Linked DNA regions of Homo sapiens: region 2 is linked to region 1. The links are chromatin loops, found by intact Hi-C in ENCODE. Cell type or tissue: CD14-positive monocyte. All regions are shown on one strand. Each heading gives the region's core, and the rest is flanking DNA. Links, peaks and the distances in the headings are about the cores only. Region 1 overlaps PCBP1-AS1 (PCBP1 antisense RNA 1). Region 2 overlaps PCBP1-AS1 (PCBP1 antisense RNA 1).

Region 1 (2,913 bases), core at 319-2,818:
ATACTCTCTGTCACCTCTTGGACACCAACTATAAGCCAGGCTCTGTGTTAAGTGCTTTCATACACTATTGACAAAAAAAGTAAAATCACTTTTATCAAACATTCCTACTATGTACTACTGAATTTAAGACGCCTAAAGCACATTCAGGTCCAGCTGCCCTGCTTATAGTTAAATATTCAGGCTTGTTGTTAAGCAGAGGATAGAAACCTGAGATTCTCTCCTCAGGGTTATCACAGAAGTCTACAAACTATCAAGTCTGATTCTTCAGGCCCCAATCTGGCTTCAGCTCTCTTACCTGTGCTTTCAGCAGGAAACATCACACTCATGTACGCATCTCAAGTCCCCAACACACTTGGTCTGCAAGTGGAAGAAATTCCCTGCTAGAAATGGGTACCACATGAGGTAGACAAAACCCAAAAGTAATCACACTTCTTCAGCAGAGGAACCTCTTTCTCTCTCCACCTCTCTCATCTTTGCCAAATGTGTATTTATTGAACAACTCGTATTATGCTCATCACTACAGGATATAAGAGATGCCTCCTGCCTTCAAAAATTTACCCTAATAGGGAAAACAAAATCAACACATAGGAAGCATGTTATAAAAATAAGAGGGCTCACCAGGCGCGGTGGCTCACGCCTGTAATCCCAGCACTTTGGGAGGCTGAGGCGGGTGGATCACAAGGTGAGAAGTTCAAGACCAGCCTGGCCAAAATGGTGAAACCCCGTCTCTACTGTAATCCCAGCTAGTCAGGAGGCTGAGGCAGGAGAATCGCTTGAACCCAGGAGACGGAGGTTGCAGTAAGCCGGTATCGTGCCACTGCACTCCAGCCTGGGTGACAGAGTGAGACTCCGTCTCAAAAAATAAAAAATAGGTGGGCGCGGTGGCTCACACCTGTAATCCCAGCACTTTGGGAGGCCGAGGCGGGTGGGTCACAAGGTCAGGAGATCAAGACCACGGTGAAACCCCGTCTCTACTAAAAATACACACAAAAAAATTAGCCCGGCGCGGTGGCAGGCGCCTGTAGTCCCAGCTACTCAGGAGGCTGAGGCAGAATTGTGTGAACCCGGGAGGCGGAGTTTGCAGTGAGCCGAGATCGCGCCACTGCACTCCAGCCTGGGTGACAGAGCAAGACTCCGTCTCAATAAATAAATAAATAAATAAATAAATAATAAAATAATAAGAGGGCTCCAGGATTTCTAGTGCATGGAACAGGAAAACAGAGATGCTGGTAAAACAAATGGAGAAGTGGGTAAAGTAAGACAAACGATGGGATGTCCTGGTATATACAGCTATCTTCAATTTCAAATAACCACATCTCCCCCTTTTTGGTTCCATTCCTAGTAGAGGTAGGTTTTACTTCAAGAAAAATCTCTAATACAAACATCTGAGACATAAAGTTGGGGATCATTCACAAGACAAAAAAGAGTCTCCTCTTTGCTGTAAAGTTAACTAAGATATTATTTAACCACCCCTTAAACTATCCATCATACATACATACATACATATATATACGTACAATGTTTATACCCAGCTTTTCAGGATCACATTTATAAGGTGAAGCAAAGTACTTTTAAAAAACACTCAGGACAGGCGAGGTGGCTCACGCCTATAATCCCAGCACTTTGGGAGGCCGAGACAGGTGGATTACCTGAGGTCAGGAGTTTGAGACCAGTCTGGCCAACGTGGTGAAACCCTGTCTCTATTAAAAATACAAAAATTAGCCAGGCGTGGTGGCGCACGCCTGTAATCCCAGCTACTCAGGAGGGCTGAGGCAGGAGAATCACTGGAACCTGGGAGGTGGAGGTTGCAGTGAGCAGAGATCGTGCCACTACACTCTGATGCCACTGGGCGACAGAGCAAGACTCCGTCTCAAAAAAAAGAAAAAGACACGCACACGTATGTTTATTACAGCACTATTTACAATAACAAAGACATGGAACCAACCCAAATGCCCATTAATGATAGACTGGATAAAGAAAATATGGTACATATAAACCATGGAATACTATGCAGCCATAAAAAGCAATGAGATCATATCCTTTGCAGGGACATGGATGAAGCTGGAATCATCCTCAGCAAACTAACACAGGAACATAATACCAAACACCACACATTCTCACTCATAAGTGGGAGCTGAACATTGAGAACACATGGATACAGAGAAGGGAATAACACACATCAGGGCTGTTGGGGGGTGGGGGTGAGGGGAGGGAACTTACAGGATAGGTCAATAGGTGCAGCAAACCACCATGGCACACGTACAGCTATGTAACAAACCTGCATGTTCTGCACATGTATCCAGTTTTGTTTTTTCTGGTTTTTAGAATAAAGAAAAAAAAATTTATAAAGGCAATGTATCAGGTTGGGTGTGATAGCACATGCCCGTAATCCTGACACTTGGGAGGCCAAGACGGGAGGATCGCTTGAGGTGAGGAGTTCAAGACCAGCCTGGGCAACATAGCAAGACTCCGTCTCTACAAAAAAATTAAAAATTAAAATTTTTAAAAAGGCAACGTATTGATGAATGAATGGCTAAACTATGATGCATACATAAAATGGATTATTATTCAACCTTAAACCAGAAACAAATCCTGTCACATGCTAGAGCATGAATGAACCCTAACACATTATGCTAAGTAAAATAAGCCCATCACACACACAAAAATACCGTATAACTCTATTTATATGAGGTAGTAAAGTATCCAAATTCATAGAAACAGAAAGTAGAATGGTGGTACCAGAGAGAAAGGAGGGGTAGGGCAAGAAGAGTTGTTGTTTAATGGGTACAGAGTTTCAGTTTTGCAAGATGAAAAAGTTCTGGAGATCTGCTGCACAAAATGTGAATATACCTAAGACTACCAAAATGTAAAGACTTAAAAGTGGTTAAGGCCGGGCGCGGTGGCTCACGCCTG
Region 2 (2,913 bases), core at 276-2,775, 58 kb before region 1:
CTCCTCCTTTATTCCAAATCTCTTTGGGGAGCACTTGGTAGTGGAGCAGTCAGGTGGGGTATCAGCATAACATCCCTAGCTCTCACCAACCCAGAGAATACAACTTCATAGTGCCTGTTTTCCTTTTTTCAGTTTAAATTACAATTTTAAGGTGGGGTGTCGAGGTTCACCCCTGTAATCCCAGCACTTTGGGATGCCAAGGGAGGATCGCTTGAGCCCAGGAGTTTGAGACCAGCCTGGGCAATATAGGGAGACCCCCATCTCTCAAAAAAAAAAAAAAAAAAAAAAAAACAATTAGCTGGGTGTGGTGGCACACACCTGTGGTCCCAGCTACTTGGGAGGCTGAGGTGGGAGAATTATGTGAGCCCAGGAGGTCAAAGCTGCAATGAGCCATGATCACAGCACTGCACTCCAGCGTGGGTGACAGAGTAAGACCTTGTCTCAAAAAAAAAATTCAATTTTAATTCATTAAAATGAAAAAATCCAGTTCCTCAGTCACACTGGACACATCTCAAATGTTCAATAGCCACATGTGGCCAGTAGCTACTTCATGGAACAGCACAGAGAACATTACTATCATCATGGTAAATTCTAGTGGGCAGTGATGTTCCAGAACAACAAAATGAATAATTTATTCATTCCTTCAGGAATGCAACGTCTTTCATTACTTCTATGACACCTGAAATTCTAAATGCAAATGCTTCTGAGAGAGGCACTGGAATGACTTAAGTTCTTACCAAATAGTAACTGGTTGATGTCAAGGGTCCAAAGAAAGCCACCATCTACGGAAACCATCTACCTGAGGCTGAGTCTGTGTGACACATGGGGGCTGCAGGGATGTCGGACGGTCAGATACTGTCCCTAACCGGAGGTGCTGTCTGAGAATGCTGATGGATAAGGGTTAAGCACCTCTGTCAAGGAGTGTGGAAAATTCTGTGACCTGTAAAGAAAGAAAATGACCCAAAGTTATTATTCATCTTCAGATGAGGGGACAGTTTATTTTCCAACAGTCCTCAGCAGGGGTTATTGCATGAGAAACAAGCTCTTCTCTATTTCTAGGTAAGGCAGAATAAGAAGTGGACACACAAGGAGGCTGGGTGTGGGGCTCACGCCTATAGTTCCAACACTTTGAGAAGTTAAGGCAGGAGGATGGCTTAAGCCCAGAAGTTGAAAGCTACAGTGAGCTATGATCGCACCACTGCACTCTAGCCTGGGTGACAGAGCAAGACCCAGTCTATTAAAAAAAAAAAAAAAAAATGGACGCAGGCCTTTGCAGAGGAGGATGCTTGTGAACTTGGCCCTCCTCTGCCCTCTACATTTTACTCAATGACCAAGCCCATGGCTTTATCCATCTCCTCCGCACCAACATCTCCCAGAACCATAGTACCGACCTAGGCCTAGAGATCTAAATACTGACTTATCCTCACCAGGAGCCCAGAAGGAATTGTCACAATCTCTGTGCCCTGCCCCCACCACTTCTCTTCCTGTAGTCCCTACCCTGGCTCATCCTCCACCACACTTGTCCAAGTCAGCACCTGTGAGTCACCCCGGGCTTCTCCTCCTTCCTCCCTCCCCTGTGCAAAGTCACCATGTCTTGGCCACCTCTCCTGTCTGCCTCAAGTCAGCTCTGCTCTCCTCCTCGCCAGCCCTGCCCCAGCTGCGTCCTCCTCCTGCCACACCTGCTCTCTGGCAGGGGCCGCCTGCTGGCTTCCCTGCTTCCAGTCATGGCCACCTCCAGCCCGATGGCACTGAACCACAGATGAGCAACAGAATGACCTGGGGAGGCATTTAAAATCTAGATCCTGACTCAGTTGATCTGGCCGGGTCAAGCATGTGTATTTTTGCAAAAGTGCCCCAGGTGATTCTGACACATACTCCTAGTTAAGAACCACGGTTACGGCCGCCTCTTCCTCATCGTTATTAATAACAAGAGAAACAACAATTGACATTTTTTGTGCACTTACGTGCACTGCCTCATGTAATCTTCATGACAATGCTATGAGACAGGAGCTGTATTCTACTCCCATTTTACAGTTGTTGAAACTGAGGCATAGAAAGTCTCAGGGCTAGTGAGGGGCAGGACCAGCTCATGACCAGCCTGACTTCTAACCGCTGTGCTCTCCATACCCCTTTATAAAGCCGAAATTCATATGTGGCTCCCCTCCTCACACCATTTCCTGATAGTTCTAGAAAAAAAAAAAAAGCAGTGTGGGGACACATTTATGATTTCCCTCTCCACCCAACCTCCCACCAATAGCTTCTTAACGCTAAAAGAAGTCTCTTGATCAGGGTAGTGGGGACATAGTGAATACCTATGTAAAAATTCACTGAGATGTATGCTTAGGATTTGTGACTTTATGTTTGTCATTCCCCAATAAGAAAAGATCCTTTAAAAAGTCACTTAAAAAAAAAAAGAACCTAGCAAATCTGAAACAGAGAAAAATATGCATCTGCTAAAGAAACTGGGGAAAGGCCATAAAAATGCCAGCAACTGTGAAGAATTCTTTCTGGTGCCGGGCGCAGTGGCTCACGCCTGTAATCCCAGCACTTTGGGAGGCTGAGGCGGGTGGATCACGAGGTCAGATCGAGACCACGGTGAAACCCCGTCTCTACTAAAAATACAAAAAAAAATTAGCCGGGCACGGTGGTGGGCGCCTGTAGTCCCAGCTACTCAGGAGGCTGAGGCAGGAGAATGGCGTGAACCCGGGAGGCGGATCTTGCAGTGAGCAGAGATCACGCCACTGCACTCCAGCCTGGGTGACAGAGCAAGACTCCGTCTCAAAAAAAAAAAAAAAAGATTTCTTTCTGGCAATAACACAGGTAAGAACAGGCTAGGAAAAGATCCCCAGAGCTAACCCGCAGGAAATGCTCGAAAGAAACCAGGCTGGGAGAGGGCACTGGCTAGAGGCAGGG

What was found. Peaks named below come from ENCODE experiments on the same cell type or tissue, not always from the same donor. Only the 100,000 strongest peaks of a DNase experiment are listed, where the experiment ranks them.
Region 2: a loop joins it to region 1, with 2.1 times the contacts of the local background. A loop is called at or near these places in 4 of 110 quality-filtered maps.

What each region holds. Positions count from the first base shown.
Region 1 is chr2:70,053,436-70,056,348 of GRCh38, forward strand. All of the region lies in intron 5 of PCBP1-AS1 (PCBP1 antisense RNA 1), which reads right to left. It also overlaps a transcript of ASPRV1 not described here. Among named protein-coding and RNA genes, the nearest start is that of PCBP1-AS1, 32 kb to the right of the region's middle. In CD14-positive monocyte, for the core only: no CTCF peak of the experiment used is centred there; no DNase peak of the experiment used is centred there; H3K27ac peaks cover 277 bases.
Region 2 is chr2:69,995,949-69,998,861 of GRCh38, forward strand. PCBP1-AS1 (PCBP1 antisense RNA 1) reads right to left here. Exons shown (of 11, transcript NR_033872.1): 8 at 738-940. It also overlaps a transcript of ASPRV1 not described here. Among named protein-coding and RNA genes, the nearest start is that of ASPRV1, 36 kb to the left of the region's middle. RefSeq lists a silencer at 1,500-1,754. In CD14-positive monocyte, for the core only: no CTCF peak of the experiment used is centred there; a DNase peak (open chromatin) is centred at 1,523; H3K27ac peaks cover 472 bases.